Regions from separate parts of the Homo sapiens genome. Here region 2 is linked to region 1. Evidence: read pairs that join two places in POLR2A ChIA-PET (ENCODE). Cell type or tissue: HepG2. All regions are shown on one strand. Each heading gives the region's core, and the rest is flanking DNA. Links, peaks and the distances in the headings are about the cores only.

Region 1 (16,842 bases), core at 6,865-11,864:
TGAAAAACATCCCTTGGTTAAAAAAACAGACTCAAAGTAAATTGCATATCCTTTCTTCAAGTCACAGACACATAGGAAATGCACCAATTGTAATGGTCAAAGTTGAAAAGCTAGGAGCTCCCGTGAGGGTACGAAAATCAAGGAACTATTTTAATGCAAAAGACAGTGGTGGTATAATGAACTATTAGGTCTTGCTTTGTGTCTTTGTAATCTCCCTGAGTCTCTCATAATTACCAGTATTCAAATATATGTAAACCTTGATGATGTGTCCCTTTTTATAATCTATCATTAGGTTAACATAGTTAATGATATATGGATTATGCTATGTAGGCCAATATATTCATTTTGTGATATTCACTGTCCAATTCAATTTTCTCCATTCGCTGTTTTTTTCTAACTGCCAGATATCCTCTGAATTCATTCCTGTCCCTCCATTCCCACCAATGCCTTCAATTCTCATTTCTCACTTGGAGTGTGGTTGCAGCCTCATAACTACTTTCTCCTTGTCTATTTTGCCTTGCCTTGAATCACCTCTTCATTTCTTACTACTCTTCTGGGCCTCTCCCCGCTGCTTGTAAGACTCTGATATTTCAGCTGTGCAGACAAGGTGGTGCGTGAACAAATCACTATCTGCATCTTAATTTTCAACCCCCAATTCTCTCCTTAAACAATAAACTACTTATAATTCTTACGTTTTTCATCCCTGCATTAAAGCTCTTTTCCTAAATCATCCATTCTCTCATGTTTTCATCCAGTTTTATAGGAAGAGTTTTCAGACCTTCCCTTTAGGACAACCACTCCACCAGTGTCCTGTCCTTCCCTTAAACCTTGATAGGTTTTGCTCTTGCGCATATTTCCCTTCTCTCCAGTGGTTTGCTCTTTATGTTGACTTATTCTGTTGCCAAGTAGGCACACAGTATCCTTACTCTTGGAGGCAATGGGTATCACTTCATTTAGCTTGCTGGCCTCTCTAGCCATTGTCCTTTGGTCTTTCTTGCACAGCCATCATCTCAAATGAGCGGTGTGTAGTGGTGTAGAGCTCGCCACCTAGTGTGTCTTGGCACCCTGATGTCTTACCAGTCAAGGTTTCAGAAGTCCCAAGATATTGGCACCTTCAGCCCTCAAGGTGACTAGAGAGCCACCAGGTTTGTCACACCTGGCCACAGACGTGCTTATCTACCCTGGTGTGCCATATAAAAATGATAATCTCCTATGTGTGCCATGAATGTGAAAAACTTAGGGAAGCCCATACAAATCCTTCCTCACTACTCACTTCATTCATAACCCTATTCCCTATCCTATTGAAAGGTGTTGGAACAACCTCCTGATGGAAGGATCCAAGGAACTATTTTGTCCTTCTTGAACTTTCTTCATCATTTCCTACATTGAAGTTATTCATCTTTTCTCTTGTCTTGGTGGCTGTGACTTTCTATTAAGTAGCTCCCTCATCTTCCTCCTTGACTATTCTAGCACATTATAGTTCATTGAGTTCCCCTTTGGTTCCTCTTCTGCGAGTGTGCTGTCTTTAAGTTCTCTTGCTATCACCTTTCTGTTCACTTTATTTCAGATATTTAATCTACCTTTCCTGGCTTCCATTATTTTCTCAGGTTGGTAACTGTCAAATCTATATTTCTAGTCCTGTCCTGTCTAAACTCCTCCTGGCTCTGCAATATTCCCCTTGTATTTCCAACATGATGCCCACCATCACTGCATACTCAGTATATTCAATGCTTAACCCAGTATTTAACCAGCTTCTCTGTCACTTGCACCATGGGTTCTTAGACATTTAACATTTTCCCCCTCTTGGATTGTGTAGACTTTATAAAACATGACTGACCATAACTCTTTCCTATGGGTCCCCATGTTGGCAATAAGACATTTCAACTCTCTCCACACGGCATTTAGTCCCACCATAAAGTGATTCTAATCTGTCTCCAGGCTCCTTTTCTGCCATTCCTCAACATGTACCCTTGCCCTATCCATACTGGACCATCAAATTTCTTTGAACATTTCCCACTTCTATGCCTCTGCTCATGATTCATCCTCTTTCTGGTATGCTCTACTCATCATGCTTTTAACTTCCTTTTGTAGCTGGAGTGGGTGCTGTGATGTGTTCCCTCTCTCAGGACTCAATTACTTATTCCCCCAGCTACAGGGAGTGTTGATGGCAGAAAAGTGGGAGATAAGCCATACTGTTAATGATTGACATGGGTTACAGAGAGCTCCAAGCCTAAGGCCACACTCCCCTTCCTGGAGGTAGCCCACATCCTATGACTGGCTGATTCTGGGTTACATAAGCCTGGCCTCCCTTACCCAATTAAAGACAACTGGGCCATTCCAGTTTCATAACTCACCCAAGGGTGAGTAGAGACCTTTATTGTGTCTGCACCTCAGCCCAAATTTCCATTCTACCAAATACTTCTTCCTTCACTCTCCTACAGGTATTGATCCTAAGAGCACTCCCCATTGAAGTTCCTGCATGCAGATGTCTATTTCAGAGTCTACTTCTTGGGAAACTCAGTCTGTAACAGCTGCCTTCCTTTAATTTTCTTGAACGTCTGACCTCAAGTAATCCACCCTCCTCGGCCTCCCAAAGTACTGGGATTACAGGCATGAGCCACCGCACCTGGCCCTTGTATTTTCTAATATGAATTATTGAGGTCTATTCTGAGCTGCTATAGTATTTTGTTTGTATGAGTAGACTAGGATTCATCCCATTAAAATAGAGTTTATTTTGGACTTCTGTCTTTGCACTTGATTACCATCTCCAGGAAGATACACCTTCCCAATATTCTCAACAATACTGGCTGAATTGGCATTTTCTCAGCAATGGACACCTGACTGTTGTTGGCTGAGGAGAAACATCCTTTGCAACAACTCCACTTTAGAAACAGGTTGCTTCTGTGCCCTACCCATAATCTTATTTATCTCATATATTAATCTGGTAGGCTGGATTACATGGTGATGACAACTCAAAAACTCAGTGTCCTCAGACAACAAAGGTTTATTTCTGACTCATACTACGTGCCTCCTGCGATTGAGCTAGGCATTTTGTTTGCTTTAGTCTCCTTCCGGGGTCAGGTGGAGAGAAAAGTCACTGTCTAAAACATTGCTAGTGTCTGCGGCTGAGGAAGAGGAACCTCTTAAGGGTCTCACCGCATCGATTAAATGCTCTGGCTCAGAGTGGTCACTTGGCCCTTTTGTTCACAAGTCATTGTTTGGAAGTAATCACATGGTCCCACCAAGTCATAAGAGGGCTAGAAGTATAGTCTGTGTGCCTAGAAGACGGAGAGCTGAAATGATTCAGTTAATAGCTCCAAGACCACCTCACGCCGCTAGAAAACCGTGCCCTCACACCAAGTGTGCTGGTTTCTGTGTCTTCCCTTGGTACTGAGAGCCTGATCATACAATGTGAGAGTTGCTACATCCACAGACATAGTTCCTGACTCCAGTCAGCCCTGGGGTCATCAAGAAGCCCAGAGCAGAAGTGCAGGAAGCAAAACCCTGGAGGAGGGTTGCTTTGCCTTGCACACTTTCGAAGGGAGAATCTGCCCTGAGTATAGACGTCTTCCTCTTGAAGAAAGGTAATGAGAATAGAATGAGTAAAGTAATCTGATTCTGAATGAAAATTTTGTTTCATCAAGGGATAAACCACTCTGTGAAAAGTCAGAATTTTGATGCACGTACATATCCACACATACTCACACATACGTATACATGAAGCACTTCTAAAATAGTATTTTTGAGTACAGAGTCAACTCATAGTGACCTAAGTAATCCAGCAAGGCCCTACAGAGAGCTATGTCAATGATAGACAATTAGCACAGCAATTTTTAAAATAATTAATTGTCCTTTTAAAGTAGTTGAAATTGGATTTTTAAAATTTGCCTCTTCAGACTAATTTATGTGTGCAAATTGCATTACTTCTAAAGAAAGGGCTTGTTAGCCAACATTTTGTAGGGTTGCATGCTTGAGTACTAAACCTGGTGTGTGGGTTTCCTTGATTTTTTCCACGCAAAATGTAATTTGCTGTATAAAAGGAATAAGACATTTTTTTCCTTATTCCCTAAAATATTTCTAGGCTGGGTGCAGAGGAAGAACAAATCCTGTATAATTGCTTTAAATAATTGTTTGAAAACCTGAATGGGGTTTCAGTCTGGAAATAGCTCCCATAAAGAATCAGAGAATTCCTGGACATTTATGTATATTTATATGTTTTAGACCAGCTCCATCCAATATAACTTTTGTGTTGTGGAATTGTTCTATATCTACACTGTCCAATGTGGTAACCACTAGCTTCATGTGTTTATTGAACACTTGAAATGTGCCTAGTACAACAGAAGAGATAAATTTTCAAATTTCATTTCATCTTAACTTATTTAAATTCAAATTTAAATGGCCACATGTGATTAGTGACTACTGTATTGGACAGTGTATCTTCAGACACTTGACCCAGAGCAACCTTGAGCCTGAGTGATCTGACAGCCTGGGAACGTTGCTTCCTGGCCTGGCTGTGGAGATGTTTGCCTGTCTGTGATGTAGACCTCACTCTACCCTGCTGTACCTCTCTTGCCTCTGCACACATGAAGGATCAGAAGTCCAAAAATGGCATGTGGCTTTTAAACATTTTTAGATTAGGTAACTTTGTGCAATTCCTTTAGGATTCCTTGGATTCTTAAAATTTGCTGGGCCCTGGGGTAGTGCACCTCAGTGTGAGGTGGTTTCACAGACAGAAAAGTCTTGCCAGGGATCCTAAGATCCCTCCTTGGACCTCCCTGCCCCCTACTTTTCCTGCCTTCCCAGGTCACAATCTCATTTCCTTTGGCTGTGATATTAGTTCTTTGCACTCTGGGAGATCTATTTTATTTAGGTTTCTTGACTAGACATTTTGGATGTATTTTAGGAAGGCAAATGGTCTTCTCCCCCTTGTCACATTTGGTGAAAATTAAAAGGACAGAAAATCATCAGGACTCTTAGAAAACATGAAAAGAGGTTAGATTCCATAGTAACCTTAATACTCCTTAATTTGGAGTCCTTAATACTCCAAATCACCCCAACTCCAGCTAGCAAAACTGAGACTTGGTGTTCTCCAATCCCCAGTGAGCTAGAGTTTAACCCACACAAATCTAGAAGACTCCTTTCCAGCAGATGGATCCTCAGCACATTTGCATTGAAGTCACTACACACAGAGTCAAGGTTTAAGTAATTCCAGGTGCTGGGAGAAGAAGATTAAAGACAAAGTCAGAGTTGGAAACATCCCACTCCTCACTGGCACCTCAGCACAGAGTGAATGTAATTTAATGTTGTGTTTAATTTAATTCGGTTCATGACTTTGAAATAATGTGTCTCATATTTAAAAATAAAAGTCATTACTACATAGTAATGTTACTGACTTTTATATAACTGTGTAAGAACATAAACATCAAAATGAATTTTCCTCTTCTAAATGGACAACTCAGGAGGGGAGCTGCTTATTTCAACAATAGTGCCCTTGCTAAGCCACTCTTAGATCTATCTTCTGGGTGTATAGTAAACACATCTTTTCAATACTCTTCAAAATATTAAATCAACTTCACTATTCGATGGTGGATTCTATCTGGAGGAGTGGCAGATGGTTATAAAGATTACATGGAATCACAGATAGATTTAACTTATTTTCTTTTTTTTATTTTTGAATACCCAAGATTCATTCAGAGTCACTTAGGTAAGAAAAGCTGGATGATAAAACTGGGTAGCACAACTTAGGCCAAAATCTTCATGTCATTTAATCTTCCCAGCAACCACACAACATAAGTGTAAAGGTGTTTCTGAAACACAAGGGGTTCTGTCTACGAACTGCTGCTCACCGTAAGGAAAGCCAATCACTGAGACAACAAGTATTGCCAAGGAAGAAGGCTTTAATCAGGTGCTGCAGCTGAGGAGATGGGAGATCAGTCTCAAATCCATCTCCCTGACTGACTAAACCAATGCATTTTGATGTTTATATTCTTACATGGTTATATAAATATATAAATGTTACTATGTAGCGCCTGATTGAAGCCTTCTTTAATACCTATTGTCTCAGCTTATATAGCAAGGAAGAAATGTCACCATGTGTGGGAAAACAGGAATTAGGGATGGGTAAGGAAGAGGAGTTGGTCAACAGAGAGCAAGTCCTTGGTTAGTCAACCATGACGGGTAGGAGGTCTGATGACTCATTGTCCAGATGCAGTGATCTGGTGAGTTTCAGCTCCTTAATACTGTCTGGGAACACTGATGGTTGGTTTCCTGAGAAATGAACTCAAATAAGGCAAATATAACCTCAAGTTTAAAACTGGGAGGATCAATTTCTATGTTTATTCAAAGAAACCATAAACATCAACTCTATGGGACTGATATGGTTTGGCTGTATCCCCACCCATATCTCATCTTGAATTCCCATGTGTTGTGGGAGGCACATGATGGGAGGTAATTGAATCATGGGGGCAGGTCTTTCCTGTGCTGTGCTCATGATAGTGAGTAAGCCTCACAAGGTCTGATGGCTTTATAAGGCTAAGTTTCCTAGCACAAGTTCTCTTTGCCTGCTGCAATCCATGTAAGATGTGACTTGTTCCTCCTTGCCTTCTGCCATGATTGTGAGGCCTCCACAGCCATGCGGAACTGTAAGTCCATTAAACCCTTTGTCCTGTATAATTTACCCAGTCTCATGTATGTCTTTATCAGCAGTGTGAAAATGGACTAATACAGTAAATTGGTACTGGGAGTGGGGTGCTGCTGAAAAGATATCCCAAAATGTGGAAGTGACTTTGGAATTGGATAACACACAAGGTTCGAACAGTTTGGAGGGCTCAGAAGACAGGAAAATATAGAAAAGTGTGGAACTCTCTAGAGACTTGTTGAATGTCTTTGACCAAAATGCTGATAATGATATGGACAATGAAATCCAGGCTGAGGTGGTCTTAGATGGAGATGAGCAACTTGTTGGGAACTGAAGCAGTGGTGACTCTTGTTATGTTTTAGAAAAGAGGCTGGCAGCATTTTGCCCCTGCCCTGGAGAATTGTGGAACTCTGAACTTGAGAGAGATGATTTAGGGTATCTGGTGGAAGAAATTTAAGCAGCAAAACATTCAAGAGTTTACTTGGGTGCTGTTAAAGGCACTCAGTTTTAAAAGGGACATAGAGCATAAAAGTTCAGAAAATTTGCAGCCTGACAATGTGATAGAAAAGAAAATTCCATTTTCTGGGGAGAGATTCAAACAGGCTGCAGAAGTTTGCATAAGTAACGAAGAGCCAAATGTTAATCACCAAGACAATGGGGAAAATGTCTCCAGGGCATGTCAGGGACCTTTGCAGCAGCCCCTGTCATTACAGGCACAGAGGTTTAGGAGGAAGAAATGGTTTTGTTGGCTGGGCCCAGGGTCCTTCTGCTGTGTGCAGTCTAGGGACTTGATGCCCTGCATCCCAGCTGCTCCAGCTGTGACTAAAAGGGGCCAAGGTACAGCTCAGGCTGTCGCTTCAGAGGGTGGAAACCCCAAGTCTTGGCAGCTTCCATGTGGTGTTGAGCCTGTGAGTGCACAGAAGTCAAGAATTGAGGTTTGGGAATGTCTGCTTAGATTTCAGAGGATGTATGGAAATGCCTGGATGCCCAGGCAGAAGTTTGCTGCAGGAGTGGGCCTTCATGGAGAACCTCTGCTAGGCAGCGCAGAAGGGAAATGTGGGGTCAGAGCCCCCACACAGAGTCCCTACTGGGGCACTGACTAGTGGGGCTGTAAGAAGAGGGCCACTGTCCTCCAGACCCCAGAATGGTAAATCCACTGGCAGCTTGCACTGTGGACCTGGAAAAGCCACATACACCCCCACTGTATCTAGGAAGTAACTAACCTGCTTTTAATTTTACAGGCTCATAGGTGGAAGGGACTTGCCTTGTCTCTGATGAGACTTTGGACTGTGGATTTTTAAATTAGGTGCTGAAATGGGTTAAGACTTTGGGGGACTTTGGGGAAGGTATGATTGGTTTTGAAATGTGAGGACATGAGATTTGGGAGGGGTCAGGGGTAGAATGACATGATTTGGCTGTGTCCCCACCCAGATCTCATCTTGAATTCCCATGTGTTGTGGGAGGGACATGGTGGGAGGTAATTGAATCATGGGGGCAGGTCCCCAGCCATGTGGAGCTATAAGTCCATTAAACGCTTTTTCCTTTTAAATTACCAAGTCTCATGTATGTCTTTATCAGCAGTGTGAAAGTGGACTAATACAAGGACAACTGGGTCAGTTTTAAAGGCAGAGAATCCACTCTCCCAGGTGCTAACCTAAGCAAGCTGAATGCTGATTGGGCCATGGTGCCAGCAGATGAGTCCCTGCATATGGAAATGGTTATTAAACATAGTGGTGCTGCTCTGCTTCTCCCTATAGGTGACAGGAAGGGTAAGAGGGCCTGGCACTTTTTTGCTGAGTTGGAAGCTTGGCTGCCTTGCTTTTCTCTTGTCTCTCTCTTGCACTCATACTGCTAAACCAGTTTCTGTCTTGCTACCTCAGGGCAGGCCTAGTCAAACCTGACCTGCAGACATCCTCTTCTGTTCAGTCTCTTTTCTTCATCTGGTTGGTAGAGGGTGAACAGATCCTGGGATGTGGCTTTGGACTTGGAATAGCAGAACAGGATGGGATAGTTCCCCCCTTAGGATGCCAACCTTGACTACATGATAAAACTCGCCTTATCAGATTCTTCTGGTTGAATTCAGAGGCATAGGTTGTGTTTACAGTAAAGTGTTCATTTGCTTCCCTTTGATGCTTTGTATGTGCAACTGTCTTGGGAAGTGGGGAGAAATTATCTTGTTCTGCTGTTAATAGCCCTTTAATCATGACATCGTTTCTAGTGGCATTGTCTTTGAGATTTTATAGAAGTATAAATGGATACTTAGAAAGGCTATGTGGCTTGCCTCAAGTCTTAGATTATGAACTGGGATTAGAATAGGGTCTACTGGAAGTGGTGGGCTAGAGCTGGCTGGCATCAGCTTCTGAGAACTTATTATCATCATTTCTTACAACTCCATGTGCAGTGATGTCATATTGATTTCTTGAGATGAGCCATGATTGGAGTATCTACACTGTGGAAATGGGAAAATGCTATAAATCAGAGCTCTCTTCCTCCCCACTGGAGAGCTGGTTGTTAAACATTTATCAGAAAAACAAAACAAAACAAATATTTACCAGCACACCACTGGGTCTATGTGACTCCAAAGTCCATATTATTTTCACTGTTTTGTGGTTGTTTATATGATTAACAACACTGGTATTGAAAGAGTTGGGTTTCTACCACTTAGCACATTTGGATTGCATGTGTTATTTGTGAGATTAGGGACTTGTTCCAGGGTAGGCCACGTAACTGACTTTGGTACAAAGACCAGGACCCAAAAGAAAAACACCTTAGTGTACACTGCCCTTTCGCACCCAGCCTCCCTGGCTCCATACATGTATGCTGCCTGTGAAGGGGATTAGATAAGTGTGGATAGCTCTGTGTGAACACATCCCCAACTTGTGCTCCACTAGTGGAGAGTTACGGGCAGTTAGAATTGCTCATTTCACATTAGTAAAACAATAGAACTCATTGTTGTACAGGAGGCAGATAGAGAGTATGAAAAGTATGAGAAGCAATCCAAGTTCAGGCCCTGCTTGCTAGTTAACTTAACTTTTCTGTGCTTCAGTGTCTGTATCTGAAATATGAAGACATTATCATCCTAGAAGTAAAGAACTGGAGTTAGTTTTATGAATTAAAAATACCTATCACAGTGGTTTTATTAGACACATAGTAAATGTTCAATTAACAATGGCTTTTAAATGCAGACTTGTCACCAAATAAATTCTCCTGTAGCTGATGCCTGAAGTTTATATATCTTGGCAATTTGTAATATATCTGTGTTTATCTGTTCTCCTGATTAGAAAACCCACTTCCAACAAGAACCACATCTGAGTGAAATTCTAACCCAGAACTTCATGTTATTTGTATTGGATAGCAGTAGGGTGGTGGGGACAAGGGGCTCTGGATTTCCATTCAAATTCCATCTGTGCTACAAGCTTATTATCTTTGGGTTTCTAAGTTTATTTTCTCCTATGTAAAATGGAAATAAATAACATCCTCTACCTCATAAACTATGAGTATTAGCTGAGACTTTTGTGAAAGTGCTCAGCACATTTCTTGATACATAGCTCAGTACAATGAATGTTTGCAGTTTTTGCTACCACTGTTATCACAGACTTTTAAAAGTCTGATGTGGTGATCCACACATGTTTCGAGACAGTCATATTTTAGAGGTCAGCCTGGCTGAAAGGAGAGCATTGAGAAGCGGGTCCAGGGAGGTCCTACTGCTCTGAGAACTCAAGAATTGTGCAGGTGAGCTGGTGTGAATGAAGACCCCAGCTTCCGACTTAATGACAAAGTTGGTTTATATGCAGTAATTTCATAAAATAAAGGAAGAAAAGCAAGTTTGACTCCATGTGGTGCAGGGAAGGGCTAGGATAAACAATGTGAAAATGCTGGGCCATTTGTTACTATTGATTTATGTTTTGGGTGATGGTGTGGTAATTGCTCTTGCTTTGTGTGCCTGTTTCCTAGAAGCTGTGATGCTAACAGGAGGTGGGAGAGTTCAATATGGATCAAGATAATTGAAAGCGAGTTTTGCACAGAGAGCCAAGTGGTATAGAGCAGCCTCCTTTGTGCTGTTTTCAGTGTGGGAATGTGCATTTGCTTATAATTTAATGAAAATGCCCATGAGGAAAAATGATGCAGTGCCAAATTTTTAGCCTCTTTGAAGAATTTCCTAAGTGTTAGAGACTTTGAAATTAGACTGAAAGGCTTACATAATCACTAATTTGGTTGCAAGGTTCTGCCCATTCCTGTAAAGCAGGCTACTGCTTTCTTTGACCCCTCTGTGACTTTAGCTGAAGGCAGATTTATCTGAATTTTTACTGGACAACTTCGAGTGTCCAGTAAAAATGCCAATTGGCCAATCCACAGATGTGACCAACCTTTCACAGAGGCTTCAAATGCTTCCTAAAAATAGCGATGCTATTGAGACTATACTGGAAATGAGAATATCACAGTTTAGTCAAAACTCTGCAACTATTTTATGATAAATTTACATTTATAAGTGTCCATTTCTTCATTCACAAACTGAAAGCATTGAGCACTAGGCCAATGGCAAGCCCCCTTCAAGTTCTGATTAAATATATGATTTGTCTCCCATAACAAAACACATATGCACATGTATTTAATTTCAAGGGATCTGAGTCTTTTAGAACCTTTGGTTAAATTATCATAAGAGTTTCTTGTAATTCTGAGATCAAGGGCCAATATATTTTCTTAGGAAAAATTTAATGATTCTTTTCATTTTCCCTAAGTTAGACAATCAAACAAATTAATTTCATGTTCTTGTTCTCACATCCTGCAAAATCTATTCCAATGGATGTTTGCTTTTATCTTCGAACATTTTCTCTGAAATTATTACTACTAAAGAATGAAGCATTGTACATTCTAATAGTGTTGTAAGTCTTGCCTCATAAAACAGTGAATTTTGAGTGAAGATGACATGTTGCATAATTTTGCTATGTCTATGCAAATGAATGGTATAAAACTTTTGTCTTGGGTAGAGGGTATTGTGCAGTACAGTCTGACTTGTAAATGTTGTTTAATACAGGGAACTTTGTATCTGCTTTGGGTGTTCTCCTCAGGGGACAAAAATGTCAATTTTCCTTTTTAGAAAGGAATCAGTTGGAGAAAATGATGTTTGTGAAAGTAAGATCCACTCATCACTGTCCTAGATTCATGTCCCTTTTAGATACAGATAGACCCTGGGCAGAATAACAGTGATTGGGCTGTTTCCTAATGCCCATGCTGCAGAATCCCTGTGTGATGGCTCCCCAGCACTTGGTCTCCCCGTTACTTGCAACAAAACTGCTCAGCTGTTCAGAGGATTTCTGCTGGGCCTTGTCACTCTCCTTGACCTCAGCTCACAGTAAGCTGCCTTCTAAGGAGCTTGCTTCAATGCAGGGGCACTGCTAGTTTTGTCAGGTCAGGTGTTAACACCTGGGAAAGGTCAGGCTACCATGAGGCTTTGTGTTTTAGTCCGAGGGATCTTACCACATGGTGGAATGCCGTGGGTGTTGGCTTAGGCGTGACCGACTCTTCCCTCTGGCCCCAGGCAGAAGGCCACATGCTTGGAGCAGAGCAGAGGACATTTCCCACTTCTACACTCCACATGGTTTTGGCCTTGCCGGAAGAGGTCACAAAGTGGCTTTGGAATTCACTCACACAACATGAGGGTACTTTGCACAGGTAGAGAATGGTAAGTATATTGCAGCTGAACTGGAACTGGAGTCAAGCCCCTAATGTCTTGTCACAACTTTATCTGGTCTTGCATTTTAGAATATTTGTGTTCCCATTGAGTCAAGGACAAAAACTGAAAATTAACAACTGCTTGAGGGTCTGGCTTCAGTTTGAGAAAGTGCAGAGCTTGGTGGCTCAGTCCCTTCAATCTCACATTTGTTAAACTGACGAACTGGTGTCCTGTCTAGGATTCTATATTTTCCTACATAAGTTAGGTGTATTTTCAGAGGAATCTGGAGCCTTTGTTGAAACTAGCAGTTTTCTTTTTTGTTTGTTTGTTTTTTAGGTTGAAATACACACTACCTGAAGCTGGATAACTCATGAACTCTGTTGACAATTATATTCTTTGTCTTTTTAATTAACTCATTTGGAGTTGGTGTCCTGAGGACCTAAGCCTAAGAATCTTCAAGATGGAAGAGTAGAGTGAACAATGAATGAGCCAGAGGGCTCTTGTCCTCTGTGTGCAGCTCTGGGCAGCCAGCAGGTGGATATGGGACTTGGCCTGCTGGAGGGGCCCTGGCAAGAGGAGCTGGCAGGAGCAGATGGCAAAGGTCAGTGACTCCACAGTCCTTTTCCCCTACTGCGTAAGAACCACACTAACATAAAAACAACGAGAGTAAAAAATCAAACAAAAAAGATTTCTGGAGGATATCAGAAAAAATATACAAGACAATAATAAGTTATCAATTAAAACAAATTAAGGCAAAAAAATTAAATATTGAAAAAGTAGGTCAGGTCCTGGGGTACAGGCTGGGGATCTTATTGCAGAAATTCAGATTATAAGGTAATTAAACCAGAGTACTATGATTGAGCCGACAGATTTGAGGACAGAAAATACAGACCTGGGTAAATGATTACCCCATTCCTTTTGCCTCTAGGGAGAAAATACACCAATTATTTAGAGGAAGCCAAGCTCTTCCTATTACTTGGCTCCTACAGAAGGTCTCCCCTGGGCTTCATGCACTGGGCATAGAGAGACTTAGTGGAAGGTGTTCCCTGTGGCATCTGCACATAAAAAAGAAGTGGGTTTACTAAGGCAATTAAAGAGTCCCTCTTGGAGGCCACAGCCCTGATGTGTTCCTGAATGACAATAAATTCTGTCGGGAGCACAGCAACATGGTGTCAGGGTGTAGGTCTCTGATGGCTTATCCAGTGCTAAAGAGAGTGTTAATGACACACTTCAGCCAATAACACTATCGTGTAAGTCTTAGAAATATTTACCTTCAAATTCAAATCTCATCTCTGCTGGCTCCTACCTTTGTGATTTGGGGGCTCTCTGTGATTCTCTAACCTCTCTGAGCCTGTTTCCTCATCTAAAAAATGGGATGATTGCCTCATGGGTTTGATTTGAAGATTACGAGAAACATGGACCCAAAGTGCTGTACATGGTGCCTGTCACATAAGACACAAGACACAAGACACACTACATCCCAATAAAAGCCTCTCATCCCACAAGAAGTCTGCTCCAGAAAAAGATGTAGCATGGTGATTTCCAACCTTGTTGAGTACAAGAAATCTTTTTGTCATCACATGTTTCTCAGACTCGCACATGACAGGAGTTTTACTTTCAGTACCACTCAGGGAGAAAATGAATGACTGTCACACTTCAAACTGAGTTTGTAATTGGTTAATCCTAAGAACATGCCCACGCACTTGCAAAGGCGTAATACTATGTGAGGGAGGTGTGTGATCCTCAGGCTTCTCAGCATCACCCAGGGCCCCACCAGGGCTCTGGGGCCCATGGCTTTACCAGGACCAGATGTGGTCCTTGTGGGTCATGTTGTTGGTCTATACCCCTTGCTTCTGCACTGGCCCCACTCCTCATCCAGAGCAGAGATTGAGGAGGAGGTAGGCCACATGCTCCTGGGAGCTGAAGCTCTACTTTCAGGAATTAAGGCTTAATAGGGTCAATGGGCATCTGAATATCCCCAGGGGGGATTCATCTACTTTATAAGCATATGTACTGGATTGAATAGTGTTTCCCCATCCCCAAAATTATGTCCACCCAGAACCTCAGAATATGACCTGATTTGGAAGTAGGGTCTCTGCAGATGTAAGTTAGTGAAATTCAGACGAGGTCATACTGGATTGGGGTGGGCCTTATAAGAAAACCATATAAAGACACAGAGAGACACAGAATGCCCTGTAAGGAGTGAGGCAGAGACTGGAAGGATGCATCTATCGGCCAAGAAACACCAAGGCTTGCCTGCAGCCACCACAAGTTAGGAGGGATGCACAGAATAGATTTTCTCTCAGAGGATCTAGAACGAACGACTTTGCCAATACCTTAATTTCAAACTTATGGCTCTCAGGACTGTGAGAGAAAAATGTCTGCTCTTTTAAGCCACTCTGTGGTATTTAGTTATGGCAGACCTAGCAGACTAATATACCATATATTCTCATTCTTTCATAGTCTTTATTGGTTGCTTTCCCCCTTATGACTAAAGTAATAAATATCAATCATAGAACTTTTATAAAATACAACTATGCAAAAAAAAATATATTATCTCTTACTCCACTGCCTGAAGGTAAGTGTTCTAAACATGTTGATCTTTCTTTGCCTGGACTTCTGTGTACAAATGTGTGTGTGAATTATCATTTTTTAAAAATTTACATGATCAATATGTGTGCTCCTGCATTTCACTTCTGAGAAGGTAAGAACAGAAAACACAAACACGTGTAACTCATTTCTTTTTAATATCTGCAGGTAACATTCATAACAACTTTGAATCTTTCCCTATACCAGAGAGAGTGGCCCACTTGGCAGGGAGGCCCTCGCATTTGTGATGGACGGATGCTGGCAGATGTCTAGTGAGTTTAGCACTTAGCTCTAGCTTCTGTTCAACTCCACAGTGCCCAGGAGATAAGACAAAATTGGTAGAATGTAAAATCCTTGACAGCCTCTGGGTTTTAGGACTTAGCATGTCTTTATCATCAAGTCTGTTTACAAAGAAAAGTCTTCTGAAGGTTTTCCCCATGGAATAGAGTTATTTCAAAACGGCATGTGGTGAAAAGTTACATGAGCTTCCAGCAGCCTTGTCCGCTCCTGACAGGTTACAGGGAGAAATTGTTCTTGGCAGCCCAGGTTAGCCCCTTGAAGTAAGCCTGTTAGGTCCCTGGCTCTGTCGCAGTGTTAGCTGTGTCTGCCACTGATGGCAGAGACAGCAGGAGCGAGACACTGAAGCAGAGTGCAAGTCCTTGGATGATGAGAGCGGCAAGGCTCAGCACCCGCCTTTCCTCGGACGTGAAGGGGTCTGTGTCCTTCCCTTAACATGGAGCCAAATGTCTAGTGTTGGCCTGAAGGAGCTCAAACTAGTGCAATAAAGGGGTATAGAGTCTCCAACTGTGAACCTGAAAATCTAGACAGGTCTTAGTTAATTTAGCAAGTTTATTTTGCCAAAGTTAAGGACATACACGCCTGTGACACAGCCTCAGGAGGTTCTGATGACATGTGCCCAAGGTGGTCGGGGCACAGCTCAGTTTTATACACTGTAGGGAAACACGAGACACCAGTCAATATGTGTAAGAGGTACATTGGTTCAGTCCAAAAAGGTAGGACAACTTGAGGCAAAGGCAGGACAACTCCAAGTGGTGCAAGGGCGCCCAGGTCACAGGTAGGTAAGAGAGAAATGGTTGCATTCTTTTGAGCTTCTGATGAGCCTATCCAAATGAAGCAATCAGATATGCATTTATCTCAGTGAGCAGAGGGGCGACTTTGAATAGAACGGGAGGCAGATTTGCCCTAAGCAGTTGGGCTTGAGTGATTTTGGGGCCTGAGATTTATTTGCCTTTAACACAACTTTCCACTACCTAAGGAGACCTCACTACCTGTTGATGTAGGAGCTGCGGACTAAACCTGTGTTTGTCTGGTAGCTAATTATCAGCACAGAGGTGGTGAGGCTGCAGTGCCTGACCACACCCAGCATGCCGAGGCGGTGGGCCTAAGGGTTTTCTTTCTCTCTCCCCCTACTCCCTGCCTCCCTCTTTCCCTTCCTTCCTTCTTGCTTCTGTTCAAGTAATTTGAATTATTTGCCAAAATATAAAACTTTGGAGATTTTGTGCCAAAGAAGGAGATGGATTCTTTGGTTTGTCTAGAAAAAGCAGAAAACTTGGCATCACTTGCCTGCTTTCCTGCATAGCAACTATGGGTCAAAGCTGAGTGGTGGCTCTGTCTAGCCTGGACCTGTGTTGTCCACCTCTCCATAGCCTCAGGCTCAGCCTCCCTCTATTATTGCCTGGGCCCTGGGGACATGCTGAGGGTGCCCTGCCTGCATGAACAGAACCTGCTGTGTTCCAAGTCATGTGATCACGTGCCTCCCCGGCACGCACAGAGGCCTGGAGGCCCTTGCTCTGGTTTCCTTCCATGAATGCATCTCACCCTGGGAGTCACACAAGCCGCCTGACCTCAGGTTCCTCATGTGGGCAAGAGGACTGGGCTAGATGGAGGTTTTCCGACTTTTCGTAGCCCAGGGCAATGCTGA
Region 2 (16,842 bases), core at 7,253-12,252, 340 kb after region 1:
ACATTTGAAGGACAGCAGGATGGACTCCTTGGAATCCTGTGTTAGGGGCAGCATTCATAGAGGCAGAATCTGTCTTCTGACAGAGCACCCAGCTTCACACAGTGAAAGTATGTGACTGTCCTCTCAGATATCAACTATAAGATTTCGTCACAAAGTTCATTTTATGCTGCTAAAACAGAATACCTGAGATTGAGTAATTTACAAAGAACCATAGGTTATTTGGCTTATGGTTCTGGAAGCTGTGAAGTGCAAGAGCAGGGTGCCAACATCTGGCAAGGTCAGCCCATGGTGGAGGGTATCACATGATGAGCAAGTGTGTAAGACAGTGAGAAAATGGAGGCTAAGAGTTCATCCTTTTTATTAGGACCCACCCCTGTGATGATCCACTCCATGGAATGGCCATGCAATTATGGTCTTAATCCACTCTTGAGAGTGGAGCCCTCATGACCTAATCTCCTCTTAAAGGCCCCATCTTTTAATACTGCTACAGTGACAATTAAGTTTCCAATACATGAACTTTGGGGGACATATTCAAACCATAGCAGTAAGGTCACCCCAAACACTCAGGTCCTCCAGTGAGAGGGGAAGGGAGGGGGACATGGGTGATCAAGGCAGTAGAATTAGTGAATGGAGAACAAAATTTAAAAATCTGAGCATTTTTTATTCTGAAATATAAAAGTAATCAATTTTAAGAAAGCTTAAAATAAATTCAAGGAGATTAACTTCACTGATCATAAGTTCTCACATTTACATGGCAAGGTAAGTTTTCTGAACCACAACAACCCCAGGATGACTTTAGAAATGTTGAAAAACCACAGAATTATAGTCCATTGCACAGCAAGCATTCACTTACTCTATGTTGAATTAGAAAGGAAAGACATTTTTCAAAGAACATGGTGTTACAGAATTGTGAGAGATGTTATCAAGCATTTGATCTAACCATCCCATTTTACAGACATAGAAACTGATTACTTATCCAGGAGGATATAAATAGCTATTAGCAGTACTGGCATAGGATTCATGTTTCCTAACTCTCAGTTTAGGGTGTTTAGAAGCCCAACCAGTATATAATCCTTTGGATTAGTATCTGAGTTGTTGTTAAATAAGCAAATCTTGTGGGTTCAAGTATTCAGCCAGGTCATTCCATAATTTTTCTCATTACCTTTCTTAGGAGCGTATATAGTGACTAATTGAATGAGCCGGCTGATGCTCCCTTATATTTGTATTCAGTTTATATATTTTCTTGCGAAGGGAGTATAGTTTGGAGGTTAAGGGCACAGATTCTGGAACCAGGCTGCTGAGTTTGAATTCTGATTTTGCCAATTATTATAATTTTGGACAAATTCACTTTTCTGTGCCTCTGTTTGCTTGTCTATAAAATGGGGAGGGTAATGGCTCTTTTCTCATGGGCTCAATTGAGAATTAGATAACATATGTAGAAGTGCTTTGAACAATAACGAATGCATACTAGCTAACATTTATTGAAAATCAACCATAATTATAATATTGAATCTCTACAATAATAATTCATAATCTGCTTATATTCAACTGATATATGAGTGGTATAGTTCAGTAAAATGCTTTGATGTCACCACTAATGCAGTACAAGTAGGAGATACTTTTCTGATGCTTGGTAGATCTTTTTGTTTAAAAGTTTGGAAAAACCCAGTGTTTCTTTTGGGGTGGATAGATAACTACATAGGGTTTTTTTTTTTTTTTTTCCTGAAATAGTGCTGTGCTGAAAAATTATATGCTATTTCTATGTAAGGAAATCTTATAAAAGTCTTAGCAGAAACACTTTATGTATACTTATTGTTAAGATATTAAGAACATTTTAGAAAGAAAAACATAATATTACTAATCCCGCCCTGACTGGCCTAGTTTCATTTTTACATTTCTTTTTGTTCTCTACCCATATATGTGCATGTTTTTCAGGGTTTCTCACATAGTAACTGAAATTCATTTTCACTTTATATTGCATGTACTTTTGCTTCCTGTGTTGTGATCATAGATTTTCTTCTTTAATGCTGTAACCTGTCTTATTACCACATTTTACTTACTTGCCTATTAATATAAATTAAGATTGTTTCCAAGGTTTTGGTATGACAAGAGAAACCTCTTGAAGGAAACCCTTGTTTGGAATTTTCTCCACCTTCCCACCCAACTGCACTCCCCATTTAGAGAAATGGGTACTAGCTGCCATTTTGGGTGCTAGTTGCCAGTTTGAGTTTATTTTTCCCCCCAATTCTCTTTCACTTTTTAACTTCTGCTTTTCTTTCCTGAGTGTAAGATCCAAATACCTATCAAAGTTGTGAGTTTTTAGGGACATCTTTATCCTTGACCACAGGTCTTGATACTGATCCTGAATGTGTGTGTTTACCACATGTCCTGTAAGGCACATATTGCAGATCTTGGACCTCTTTGGTGGATAGAGTGAGGACATGAGGAAGCACCACTCAGCGCTATTAAAAATCAGAAGCTATTGTGGAAGTGAATGATCTGGCAAGGCTAACAACGGCTCCTTATTTCATAAATATGAGTCACTCCCAGTTTTACACTGTAGATAAAACACTCTGAAAGGGACAATAAAAGCAGCAAGAGGTAGATTTAGTGAGATGCTGAGTAGATGTGTTTGTGTCTCCCTTCCTCTCAACTTTTCTAAATCCTGAGGTTTTAGTGCAGTGCTGAAGTCTTCTAGGGGCTTAAGCAAACACAGGCAGCAAAAACACATCAGAATGGAAAGATAATTCCCATTAGTTCATTTTGCCAAATTGAGGTAAAGTGCCCTTTAAATAGGAGATAATTCTTTGACAGATAATTAGCTTGTCTTCCTTGATAAAATATGTGAATTGGTTGAGTATATTATAATTAATTTTGCATATTATGTAAAAATCTATTCATGTACACTTACTAGGTGAATCTCTTAATTCCTACCTTGAGGATGGCTAGAAAGCCCCATTTCTGCTCCAGTGAATAGAAAGAGCTGGAGGAATGCTGTGGTTATGGAGTCCAGGAAGCCCTCTCTTACAAAGATTGGGAGGAGCTGAATGTGGTATATCATTATTAAAAGACACAGAGACTTCATATTAATACATGCATTTATTAAAACAAACTTTGAGAACACTTTTAGGCCTGAGAATGAGATGCTACAAAGTTGCCTAAATAATTACCTTGAAATCAATCTCTTGCTAGTGACATTCTTCTGGCTTCCCAATGTGGAGCTTTTTCCAGGGAGTGGAGTGAGTGATTGGCTGGGTGCAGCTAGCTGTTGGCTGGGCGGTGGCTGTGGGAAGTAGCCTGAGAGGGCACAGAACAGTTGCTCAATGACTCAGTGAGTCAAAGCTCCTCTCTGCAGTTTTTCTTCCCCCTACTCCTTAAGCCATTCTGAGCTCCTTCAGGCATCCCCATGTATCTGCGCACTGCTTTTGGGGTGTCTTTTCTCATTCAAAGCTATTGTCGTGGCTACTTGATTTGGCTCATATTAAAACGTGCACTGGGAGATGTTGGAGTGCTGAAATAAAAGAGCATGCTGTAGTTAATCGATCAGAGAGCCTCTCTTCTCCAAGTTGAAGTGTTTCTTTTCCTGAAAATAGAGTGGCTATTTGATGTTCCATGGGAGCCGAATGACTTCCTGGTGTAGTGTGGCTTATAGCACCGTAGATTTTAGTCATTGGTCACTACCCCTCCATGTGCATGCACACACATTCACATGCAAACAAACACATATTTTAGTTAACATTTGTAGAATGGGAACAATTATGACACTGAGCATTAACTCATTTAATGGGGATAGCAATAGTATTAAATCTATCTGCAGCGTCCAATATAGTAGCCTTGCTGCAAGCCAAACGTGGCCATTGAGCACTTGAAATGGGGCCAGTCCAAACAGAGATGTGCTGTAGGTGTAAAATATATACCAGATTTCAAGACTTTATATAGAAAATAATGTAAAATATTTCATTAGTAATTGTTTTAATATTGACTCTTGAAATGATATTTGCACATGTTAAGAAAAATATATTAGCAATATTTTACCTGTTTGTTTTTACTTTCTTGAATGCAGCTACTAGAAAAAAAAAATGCTTGTTATTATAGTAGCCTGAATTCCATGTCTATCAAATGTTGCCGATCTCAATGTGGTAATAACAGTATTATTATCCCCACTTTTTAGATGAGGCAATTGAGGCTGAGAGAGGTTAGGTAAGTTGCCCAAGGTCTCACAGCACAATGCCAAATTCAGACCTGCCTGACTCCAGAGCCCACACCCTTCATCACTAAGAAACTGTTGTATAATAGAGAATTTGTCTGGCCGTTGTCCTCAGTTCCTGGGAAATAATTTCTAAACCCTTGGAACTCCCCGAGTGTTAGGAGTGTCTTTGTTATGCATGATGAGCCCCTTGGATCACACCTGTGTTTATGTTAATGCGATGACTCAGGATAAGAGTTTATCATCAGAAAGACATCCACATGATTAGAAGGTCAGGGCTTTGTATTAGTTCATCTTCTTCAGCAGAAGAGAGTGGGACTGAAGATTGAGTTCAATCACAAGGCCAATAATTTAATTATGCCTAAGTAATGGAACCCAATAAAAACTCTGGACACCAAAGCTCAGTTAAACTTCCTAGTGAACACATTGCTGTGTCAGCAGGGCAATGTGTCCTGATTGCACAAGGAGAGGGCCTAGAAGCTCCATATGCAGGACCCTCCCAGATATTGCCCTGTATGTGTCTTTATCTGGCTCTTCCTGATTTGTAGCTTTTATAATAAAAACTATCATCATAAAGATAGGGCTTGTGTTCTGTGAGTCATTCTAGTGAATTATCAAGCCTGAAGCATTGTAGAAGCCACAGAATTTATAACCAGTTGGCTAGAAGTGTGGGTGGCCTGGGAACCCCTGAACCTGTGGCTAGCATCTGGAAGTGAAGGCATTCTTATTTGAGACTGTGGCCTTAACTTGGGGAGTCTGCACTGACTCTGCTTAGTCAGTTTCAGAATTATATTGCAGTATTGCAAGAATAGACTGCCTTTTATTTGGATGTATGTATTAGGAGAACAGCAGCTGAGAGAGCTAAGTGCTGCAGCTTAACTTGCTTATCTCTGTAACACCATTTCCTTGGTGACAATGGCCATTTGCATTCTAGACTTGGAAAATGACTCAATCTTTGAGCAACTGCTTTTGACCACTAGGATCAGTTGGGAGGCAGGCAGGCCTCTGAGACCTTCATACTCAAAACCCTTCAGGCTGTAATCTCTGGGGCCTATTTCATCTCCCAGTTGGCATCATGTTAGCGGTGGTGACAAACATATGTGTTGGCCCCTCTTTGACACCAGGGATTCTTAAGTATTGGTTTTGGGATTGAGATGTTCATGGGAAGCTGACACAGGGTGATACTATGGGTAAGGAGTATTTCGATTTTTTGTTGTGTTTTTTAATCATTTGCCTTGTCTGGAATTACGCTTTTGTGGTATGTCCTATTACATTTCATAAACAAGGTATTTAGCTCAATTGTTGCTTTTTCTTTTGGGGCTTTTGTTTGGATTTTTAAGCCAAGATCCATGTGTTTTATTTATTTTGGTTTAGTTTCTTCATCCCTGCTTAAAATAGACACTGCCTCTTGTCTGTGGTCCTGGTATCCACTACTCTTCTGTTTCCTGCTCAGGCCTGGCCCATGTTCTGCAAGGCCCTCTTAGGTCACCAGCTCCTAGAAAGTTGACTCCTATGAGTATCTCTTGGGGCCACCTTAGAATGCAGATTTCTAAGAAAAGTCCAACATAAACTCTGCAGTTATTGGGAGAAAGTTTCCGTCACCAGTGAAAACTAGGAATAAAACAAGATTTTGGAATGTATAAAAGAAGCCTCTTTCAAAAAGAAATCAATATGACTTGTTTTTTCCTAACATGGGCCAGCCCTGGGCACTTTTCATCTGCCACCACACCAGGCCTGCTCTTCAGAGGTGTTCAGCTTTAAGACTAGGGACAGTTCACACCAGATAACTATGAGGCAGTGTTCTCTGCCACTCATTGACTGTGGAAGTCTCAGTCCCAGTTTCTGAGAGGGGGAGAGCAAATTCATCAGAACCAACTGAAGAGGTACAGAACATGAGGCATTCACTTCTCACACAGTCCCTGAGCATCTCACCTTCCAGAATACCAGAGGCTTCAAGGCCCTTTTTCTACCTTTCAAGAGCGTTATAGCGTGCTATTGCTCTTTGAGAGATCTAGGGCTGTAACAGCCCTTATTTTTAGAAAAGAGAGAACTCCTGTGTTTGAAGAAATAGCTCTTATGATATGATCGTGTGGTTTCACATGGTCTTAAGTTCAAGTAACTTGCCCAAAGGTGCACAGTTATTAAGAGGGATAAGAGGAACTCCAAATTACTGATTTCAGATCCAGTGTTGTATCCCTTCAAAAGGAGATAGAAGAAACAGGGCCACCCGGGGTTGGTGAAGATACTGTCAGAATCATCTGTTACTGCTTACCACATCTAAGTGAGAGGGTCAGCAAGCTCTTGAGAGGGCCCACCTAGATCTTAGCTTGTGTATACCCTATACTGAGCACTGTGCCCCCATTTCATATTTAGTGCTTAATAAATGTATATTAAACTGAATTGAGGGCCCCTCCTGCTGCTCAGTGACATCCCTCAGGGTGAGTTTCCCTCCTGAGCCTTCTTTTCCCTTTCATGACTACCTTCCATGCATCTCTACCATTCATCACTCATATAGAATGTCCAAGAAGTAGGGGCGAGGAGAGAGGAGAAAGGGGTAAGAGGCCACCAAGTGTGATTTGCCTTGGATTTCAGCCCTCCCTGGAAGGTGCCCATTTGTCACATTTAAGGGAGGCCCAGCACCCCTGTAAATTGCCTCTTCCTCATAAGTGTACTCAGCCCTCCTTCCCAGCCTTGGAATGCCAGGATTTCTAAATCCTTGTGCTGAATTCACCTGGCGAGTCCTGCACCTGACTGTGTGAGTTACAGCTGGATGGCATTGTTCAGCTCAATCTTCAGTGTGTTCTGAAAATGTTTCTTCTTCCAGTCCTGTCACTGAATTTCCCTAAAGTTCCTTCCTCCTTTCCCTCATTAGATTTCTCTTTGGGGACTATTTTTTTCAATCAAATCTCGCAAATCCATAGCATAATGCTGAACAGCATATAATAGATGCTTTACAATAAACTGGTCCTATCTCATCTCATTCCAGTGTTCAATGAATCTAAAAATATTTAATGAGCACTTACTATATACAATTCAGATGCTAAACAGTGAATACTTAGAATTTCTATTAATAACTACAATGTAGTAGCTGATTTAATTCTTGCAATAACTATTGTTGCCTGTTAGGACTATTATTAGCTCCATTTCAGGGTACAAAGAGGTGAAACAGCTTTGTCAATATCATACTGGAAAGTTGTGGAGACAGTCTGGCCCTAGTGCACCAAACCATTACACTCTATTTCCTCTAAGAGAAAGAACATCTTGACTTTCTTGGGGTCCACACTTTAATAAGAACAATAAACAGGGAAGAAATAAATAGGTAACTTCAGATAGCGATAAGTGTTCTGAAGACAATGAAACTCTTAAAAACTTCATGATATGATAAAAGAGATTTGGAAGGGTAGCTGTAAATTGAATGTCAGGGAAGACTTTTCTGAGAACACATCTGGTCTGAGGTCTGAATCATCTATGTGAGTCTAAAGAAAAATAAATTTTTATCCTACCATACTTTCGGAACACCTCTGTGGATTTATGCCCCCTACACACAGAGCAGTCTTCCAGCAGACACTAGCAGAATGTCTTGCAACTTAATTTTGACTCTACCTGGTGTTAGCTTCAGACCCCACAAGTTGTGGCTCAGTCCTACAAGATTACCCCACCTTCCCCACACTGTTTATAAATCAGTATTTCTGCAACCCCCTCCCTGAGTCCCATTAATTTTCTAGGACAGTTCGCAGAACTCAGGGAAATGTGTTTACACATTTATTATAAAAGATATTACAAAGAATATAGATGGACAGTCAGATGAAGGAGATGGATGGGGTTTATGGGGGCTTCATTACATAGGCATGATTAATTACATCATTGGTCATTGGTGATCAACTCAACCTTCAGTCCCTGTCTCCTCCCTGGAGGTTGGGGGATGCGGCTGAATGTCCCAATCCTCTAATTAAGCTGTTTTAATTCTGGTGACCAGCTCCCTTCCTGGAGCTATTTAGGGGCCCCCAGCCACTAGTCATCTCATTGGCATTCAGAAAACACTCATAACTTCAGAGATTCCAGGGGTTTTAGAAGCTATGCTACAGGAACCAGGGGCAGAGATCAAATATATATTTTTTCATATCACAGTATCACAGTGAGGATCTACAGGAAGGGAGTTTGCGGAAGAGGGAACAGCAAATGCAAAGGCCTGGAAGTGGGAAGCAGAGCACCCAGGCTTTACACAACCTCTGACAGCTGATTTTGTTCTTGCCATTGTTCATTCATGTCATATCGTACCATATCATATCATATATATGGTTTATCAAGGCTATATTGAAGTTATAGAACACCAGAGTTGGGAGAAACTTAAAGATTACCCTAAGTCCTGATTGTATAGGGGTGGCAAAAGAGGTCACAGAGCTAGAACCCAGTATCTTTTTAGTGTGGAAGGAAGGGCTGCCCTCTGAGTCCTTGCTGTCAGGGCTTTTGTTACCCTGTGCAAAGTTAGACATGGCTTCAGGGGAAATGGTCGAAAGTCTGATGGTGCCAGATACGGGATGCATCCCAGGTCAGCGCTTCATTCTGCGTGCCCCAGGTTGAACTGACCATTACTTGGCTGGTCCTTCACTTAGCCTCAAGTCCATGTTGACAATATGTAATTCCAGCCCACCTCCTCAGAGACAAGCAGTGTTTTTAATTGTTTTGTTTTCCCCCTAATCTCAGAAGGTGGTCACCCAGGCAGGGACATGCTAGCTTTTTTTTTTAACCCAGTGTAATTTTGTATGTCTCTTAGTGCATGGAGACCTCACCTTGCTTCAGGTGGACCTGTCAAAGCTCAGCCCTCATGGTACGGTGTGATCATTGGACATGGCTGAGTCCATGTTTAAGGAAAGCCCATGCCTTTTCTTTCTGCAAGTTGATCCTTTAGTACTCAGCCTTGCTCATTATATTCACCAAACATAGAATCCAGCTCAGTGACTTGAGGAAGTTGTTGCTATGCCTTTTGTGAAGTGAAAACATCGGTTCAGGAAAACAATTCAAATTTTGATGCTGACATTTGATCCTTTCCCCTACCACTTCCTGAATTCCCTAAGCCAGAGCTCTTTGACCTCCAGATCCTACTGAAATACACAGTTATACATACTGTTTGTTGGACATGGGGGTTTTATTCAAAGCAAACTCAGATGCAGCATTTTTGGCTGGGCACTTCCATACATGATTTTAGCAATGGAACCCTATCCAGGCTTCACCTGTGTAACTTTGTCTTGCTTACTGCTTTCCCCCACCCCTCCTGTCATGGATGTTTCTAGAGGACCTTTTGTGAATGTAACTTCCAATGGGAATGTTTCACAGTAGAAATATGCTCTCCTGTGAGGCTCGCATGTGACATTTCTGAAGATTTATTTAATTGGACTTTACTTAAATCCCATTGGGAAACATACTTTTGCTGTGAAGCTGTGATGTGTTTAATTTGGGGTCTAAGATAAATGTTGGTCCTCGGGGTGGATGGTTGAGCAATAGTTTTCCTTTTGTACAGTGGGTTTGTGTAATGAATAGCTTTACTGGGCTTTCCTCTGTTTGTTTGTTTAGCAATGCTTCATTATTTAAACTTCTGCACTGAAAGGCAAGAATGTTTTTAGACATTCTTTAGAGACTTAATGCAGAATATCTGGTTGAGCTCTCGGGAGAAATATGGCTTTGTGTTTTATAGCACTCTCCTCCTGTTAACATTCCTCTCTCTGCAGCTTCCCAGGATGATCTCATGGATTTTTCCCCCTCCTTTAATCCGTCTTGATGGATTAACCAGTATTAAGTTTGAGACCAGTGAGCAAAAAAGGTGGAGCCCTAACATGGTATAGAGTAGCCTCCCCAGTACGCAGAATGTCTCCAGCTAAAATATTCTTCCGCCCAGAAGGATGCCACATGGAGGTCATGTGCCAGTGCTGATCTGAAAGGGCATATATCTAATGAGGAGGGAAGTGTCTTTGGGAGAGGAGTGGGCTTCTGTGCGTGCATGTAGCTGGTTCATGGAACTAAGGTTCTACAAGGCTTACTGCGCTTGCCTTTTATAGGCATGCTGGTCCTTTCAGCACACCCCCACCCCCTGCAGCCCCCGCCCCCACCCCCACCACCCTGCCACCCCCATTCTGACCTTGGACCATTTTTGGCTTGGCTTTAAGGTATGACACCAAGTTGGGTTGGCTCTCAGGGGCTTTGTTCTCAGGAAGCCCACAAGTTTTAGTGTGGCTCTTCAAAAGTAAGTATTATACGTTGTATTTCTAAAAGTAAGCTACACTGGGAATTACAAGTGGCACTATATTCATTTGGGCTGCTTTAACCAAATGCCGTAGACTGGATAGCTTAAACAACAGAAAGTTATTTTCTTATAGTTCTGGAGGCTGTAAGTTCAAGATTGGGGTGCCAGCATGGTTGGGTTCTGGTGAAGCCTTTCTTCTTGGCTTGCAGACAGCTGTCTTCTTGCTGTGCCCTCACAAGGCAGAGAAAAAGAGACAGCAAGCTCTGTGTTGTCTCTTCTTATAAAGGTACTACTCCCATCACAGGAGCCCTACCCTCATGACCTCACGCTGGGGATTAGGGCTTCAGCATACGAATTTGTGTGTGTGTTTGAATATGGGGAGGAGAGATACAATCAGTCCACAGCAGCCACAAAAAATGCATTCAGAAAAGGAAAGGGTATGAATTTTGCCCAGGATTTGGAGTGTATGTAAATTACACCATTTGGTAAATCAGTGCGTTCTCTCTCTCTCTCTCTCTCTGTTTCTTTTCCCCTCCCCCCTCTTTTCTTTTCAAACACATATTGATCACCTGTTGTGGACTTTGGAACACTCAGGAGCTTCCCACTGAACTCAGAATAAAACCTGCCTAAGAGGCCCTGTGAGGAGGGTCCCTGCCTCCCTTCCTTCCCCTCTAGCCCTTCTCCTCACCCGCCTCTTGCCCAGTCATTGTGCCTCCCCACATTTGGCTCCCTTGAGTCACTCAGAGGTTCCCTGAGTTCCCTGCCTTTCCCAGTGTGGTGTTCCCTCCCTATGTTCTCCTGGATTCCGTCCCCTCTCATACCTCAGAGAGGCTGTCCATGAACCCCAATCTAATTAGTCCCCTCTCATAGCACCCAGGAACTGGACAGCGTCTTCCGTTATGACTTATCTTAATTTGTGACTGCCTTCTGGAATCTGTGTTTATGGTTGTCATATGTTTCCTCCTGATGGAGTGGGGAGGGGCAGGGAAGGGGCCTCTGCAGCGTGTCACTCACCTCCTCAACTCCCAGAATGTTTGGGGAGGGTTTGATCTTAAATACAAGAGATTATAACAGTGAAAAATGTGTTAATGTAACTGGCATGTCTGTTAACAAATCCCAGACTTGATCTGAGTGTTTATGGTGTGCATTTCTCCCTGGGAACCAGTTGGTCTGTGCTAACATAGGTAAAGTTTAGACACGTACCAGAAAGAAAACTGAACTTGCAAGTTTTCAGGAACATGGGGGCTGGAACTTGGCTGTCTTTCTGTCGGCCCCTGACCCCTCACCCCCAGACTGGATCTTGGTAGGCACCCTTCTTAGCCATTCACTTGATTGAAGCCCAAAATCCTTTCTTGGAAAGCAAAAATACTTACTCTTATTTTCTTTAGTTGGCATTTTTGTTAGTGAGAATGGAGTTCAATAGAAGTAGACAAAATTCTGGTGGAAAAAAAAATGAGACTACACAGGCTGGGAGGAAGGTCTGTGGATGGAGGGGACAACTGGAACCACCAGAAACATCTGTTCTGACCCTTCTATTCCAGACTAGGATTAAGGGAGAGCAGAAGGCACTTCCCTGCCCCTCTGGCAGAGGGACTGACTTGAAGTCAACTATGCCCACAACCTGTCTTCAGGTGGTTCTTACTGAAACCTTTGTGAGACAGAATGGGGAGGGTGAGTTAAAGATGGTATTCTCTGCACTAGCAGAGCCTTACTGTGTGTTTGGCTGGCAGGGATGAGTGCTCAATCACTCTTCCCAGCCCACCTTTGACTTTTTAAAAATAGGTCTAACAAATATTCTGTGGATTCGTTTGAAATTCAAGCATCAAAATGTATTCCAGGTAGAAGTCTCTCTTTCATGTTTTCTTCCCATCTACTGCTGATGGATTTATGAGAGACAGAGAAGGTGTAGGGAGAGGGAGAGAAGGGTAGAAGAGGGGAGATGGCAGGGACAGGGAGAGAAGAGGGAGAGGGGAGGGGAGGGGAGGGAGGAGGGATCAGGGTAGAGGAGCAAGAGTTGGGGAGGAGAGGTGAGGGAGAGAAGAGTGGAGAAGGGGGCAAAGGGGATAGAGATAGAGACCAAACCCAAGGCCCTGGTGGGGAAGAAACCAGAGAGAGTCATAGAGTCTCACTGACTTCTGCAAAACCTGAGGGGCTTCCTGGCTCTGGGAACTCTTGAGATCTTAACAGTTCAAATCCTGCTCACATAAAAGTCATCTGCTCATTAAAATAACACAAAGCTGTTTAATTGTTGTCTTTGTGGAAAATTACATGACTGTCATCAGCTGTTGCTTCTGGCAGTGCTTTCTGTTCTAATGTAAATAAATGAGGTAACAGATTTAAAGAAACAGGCTGTATTTACATACTTCTGAGGTATCCTCTCAAAACAATCTGCCTGTGTTATTCAAATACACACAAATTAAACTTGTGGTAGCTCAAACATTAGTTATTCATTAAAGCCTTAAAGTTGAAATGGTAGGAGGGGGGCAAGAGAACTGCACCTCCCTTCAGGGGGTAGGAACCAGAGGCTGACTTTTCTGTGTGGACTGAGCTACTCCAGCCGGCGGAAATCCAATCCCCAGCTCTTTTCTATACCAATTCTGCCCTGAGGCAACTTCTGAGCCAGGAGGGGAGGGTGGTGAGAGCAGAGGGGAATCTTTAAAGCTCTGACAAAAACTTTCCAGGGTCAGCATTTCTTGGAAGGCCTCCAATTAAACTTTATTTTCAATTTTCATAAATCACAATTCCTAAATCATTGGATGTTTCTGACTCAGTTTACTTTTTTGAGGTAAATATGTGGGCAATAATTTTTTAAAATTCTTCCTATTGAGGGCATGGCAAAGGTTTTATCAAACAAGGAAGGAAACAGTATATTCGAAAATATAAGAAAAATGACAAGAGACCCCTCCAATAAACAAGTTAATGACTGGAAAATGTAGAAGTATATGGAACAAAAAATGGAGAAGAAAGCACACTGCTAATTATACAAAGATTAGGAAGTAGCGAAAGTGACTGTTTTAGTTCTTGGTAAGTGTCATTGTCAAGTATTAGCTTCTTTCTGGAATGCTGGGTTTTTTTTAACGTTGGGGTGGGAGGGAATGGCACATCATCTGAGAGAAACAATAGTAACTATTGAAGTGGCTACCTTGTCTGGGTTAAATAACCGGGGTTCGTTGTCTCACACCAAGAAAATTTAGGACATAGACACACAAGAGGAGTTTAGAAGCAGAGGTTTAATAGGCAAAAGAAAGGGAAAGGAAAACAGCTCGCTCTTTAGTGAGAGAGAGGTGACTTCCCAGAGGAAAAAGGCCGACTGGTGGTGGATGTGCCAGATTTTATAGTCTGGCTTGAGGAGGCAGTATCTGATTTACATAGGGCTCACAGATTGGTTTGATCAGGTGTGAGGTTTACACAGCACTCAGGGGAGGCTGGTCACCCCACCCTAATCTTATTATGCAAATGAACTCTCCCCTTGCCTGGCGCCATCTTGTCTGCTCCTTACTGTACACGTGGCCGGCAGAGAAGGGAAGATGGAGCCGCCATTTTGAACATGTCTAGTCGCAGGTAATTCTTTCCTGCTGGCATCCACACGTGCGAGCTCTCAGTTTGCTTGTCTGTGTCTGCAGCTCAACTTTACAGGCTGCTCTCTGTTGAAAATGATTTGGGGCTGCTTTTCATTAAAAGGAAAACGTTACGGAGGACTTCTGTACCCTCACTATCTGCCTAAGTAATTTCTTCTTAACTCCTGTATCACTATGATACCAAAGTTACTATACGATGACAACTCAAGCAATGTCTATTTCATGTAAGCCTCAGTATTCTATATTATGTTGTTTTGTCCAGACAATCCAAAGAAAAGACTATTGTTAACTCAAAATTCAGGCAAATTCTGGTATCAACTTTTCAGAATTTTTTTTTCTCTTAAAACATTACTAAATACTACTTGGTTAGATGAACTAAATAAAAATGAACAACTTTTATTATTGGAAGATAGTTTTGGGAGGGCTATTCTGGAAATGATTTCAGCCTATCATTTATCACTAGGAAAACACCAGGAAGATCTTTTTATTTTATTAAGTTTTTGTAAATTATTTCCAAAAAGAAATTGACCACCTATCTCAATACCTCTTTCCCTGTAGCTCCTATTGGTATCTAACATATCAGCAGTCACCTGTCTTCATGTGACTTGGGGCTAATTCCTGTGTACAAAGGGATTTAAATAAGACTAGTCCTGCTCTCCAAGGACCTAAATTCTATTAAAGCTCTTAATCTGGATATACACAGAAAGGAAAATACATTTTAAAAGAATATGTATTAATAATGCAGTTATAGTTGTAGAATGAGGCTGCATGTATACATATAATAAGTTGTTGAAACTAAGTTTTTATAGAATGACTCTGAGAAAAACTGTAAACACCTCAACTTATTGAGGAAATTGAGGTATGAAAAAGTTGTGTGTGTGATAACTTTTCTGTACGTCCATTTCAAAAATTTCTAGAAGTATGCATATATTTTTAGAGAATATACCAGAAATGTATTTTTGGCTATTCGATATGCCTAAAAAATGTCTTTTTTTTCAAGGCTTCTGAAAATCGTAGACATAAAGAACTAAATATAATGAGGTTTTCAAGGGAGACCACACTAACCACCAGCCCCAACCCCCACTCTGCATGCCACTTCCTCCGGCAGTGATGGAGTGTAGACTAGGCTAACAGCACTGAGTACACTTTTAGCAGAGCAGAGCTACAGTGGGCTGTCCTCATGGCTCCTGCTTTGTCCTCCCTCTCTGGTGATGCCCTTGCATGGGGTTGCCTCTGCAGGATGGTCTCCTTTTCCTACTGCTCTGAAGCAACTGTACCAGCATCAAAAGTTCATCTCTAGCAACACTGACATTGACCCCTGTAGTCTCTGGTCATCTTCCTGCATCTGACTACCTCCAGTGCTAGTTAGCTTTGCTGCTCCATTTGACAGTCATTCAAATAGCTGCAGGGTTTGAATGCCTTCTTAAAATACCAGGATGGCTATTGTACACACAAAATCATTGAATCATTACGACAGACCTAAGTAGTAGTATCCTATTTTATAGTTATGGAAAGATAGCCCAGAATACTTCAATAACTTTCAAAAAGTCACACACTTGGCATGTGGCAGACCCACTATTCTAAATCCAAGGCAAAGCTCTTTTTTTTTTTTTTTTTTTTTTTGCTGCTTTATATATCATCCACTGTCTTTTCTAGAGTTGGCTTTTAAGATATATCTGTAGATAACTGTGTCTCCTTCACACAGGAAAAACCCATGAATGGAGGGACTAACTTATTTTTAGATATATCTTCCTAAAAGACTTAATAATATAGCAAGCCAAATAATGTGGATGGGTACTCAATGGGATTCAAGATCCCATTATGTTATATGAGTATATCTGAAGTTTTATGTATATGTGTGTATTTTAAGCTTGTGATACTTCCTTGTTTATGTCTTTTCAAACATAAGGCATCTCACATGTAAGCCAGACCACACTGGTTTGAGGGAAGCAGTCAAATGACGTGATCATAAGAAGACTTCTCTCTGACTCATAGTCAGCCTCCTAAATCTCTTTCTTCCCCTGAGTAAGATAAATACTTCTTTATCTCTTGTTTCATACCTTATACCTAGTGAGACAGCACTCCCATTCAACTCTCTCTGCCTCTGTTTGATAGGGCCTCCCTTTACTCTTCTTGGGAAAGAAATACAAGTTCCCTGGGGGCAAGATCCTAAGACAATTTAAGTAATACTTCCTTGGGTATTTTACAGTAGGAATGATTTTCATCTTGAACTTGAAAATACCCTACTGTAAAATACCCAATTCCTACTGTAAAATACCCAATCACATCTATGGAGTATAAAGAACATTTCATAGAAAACAAGAAGTAGAAATAATCTTTGTGGATCGAGCTGGTACCCACCACCACCCCACATGTTTCTCCTGTTAAGATAGGTGATATTCTGCCCTGAAACTTATGAAGTGACTCTGACCCTGTCTTTGAAGAAGATTTCAGCCTTGGCAGCCTGACATCAGCTCCAGTTCATCCAGGCTTTGTTCTTCCACAGATTCTTGTGCTTATAGAATCTTGAGTGGCTCTGATGTTCTGTTTCCATGGAGTATATCATAGCATCCATCTGTTCCTGGTATAAACAAAATAGTATGCAACTTACAGCAATGTCTCTCCCACTTATAATAAAACACCTAACTCTCATGTAGCATTTTATCCATATTGAGAGCTCTGTGAGATAGAAATTATTATATTACAAGTCACAGATATGTAAACTGAGATGCAGAGACATCAATAACTTGCTCAAGGTTACAAGGTAAGTGATAGGAGTCAGGAGTTTTAACTCAAGCAATCTGGCTCCAGTCTATGAT

Evidence for each region. Peaks named below come from ENCODE experiments on the same cell type or tissue, not always from the same donor. Only the 100,000 strongest peaks of a DNase experiment are listed, where the experiment ranks them.
Region 2: POLR2A ChIA-PET joins it to region 1 with 7 read pairs; 1 of 35 experiments calls an interaction of 5 or more read pairs at or near these places.

Annotation. Positions count from the first base shown.
Region 1 is chr1:222,054,484-222,071,325 of GRCh38, reverse strand. It overlaps LINC01705 (long intergenic non-protein coding RNA 1705), which reads left to right and starts at 11,933. Exons shown (of 3, transcript XR_001738485.2): 1 at 11,933-12,320; 2 at 12,648-12,912. In HepG2, for the core only: no CTCF peak of the experiment used is centred there; a DNase peak (open chromatin) is centred at 9,325.
Region 2 is chr1:221,711,582-221,728,423 of GRCh38, reverse strand. The region is part of intron 2 of DUSP10 (dual specificity phosphatase 10); the gene reads left to right. Among named protein-coding and RNA genes, the nearest start is that of DUSP10, 22 kb to the left of the region's middle. RefSeq lists enhancers at 1,831-1,900, 12,689-12,833, 12,406-12,935, 13,497-14,696, 15,893-16,072 and a cis regulatory region at 12,755-12,766. In HepG2, for the core only: no CTCF peak of the experiment used is centred there; DNase peaks (open chromatin) are centred at 9,783, 10,793 and 11,003; H3K4me3 peaks cover 1,024 bases.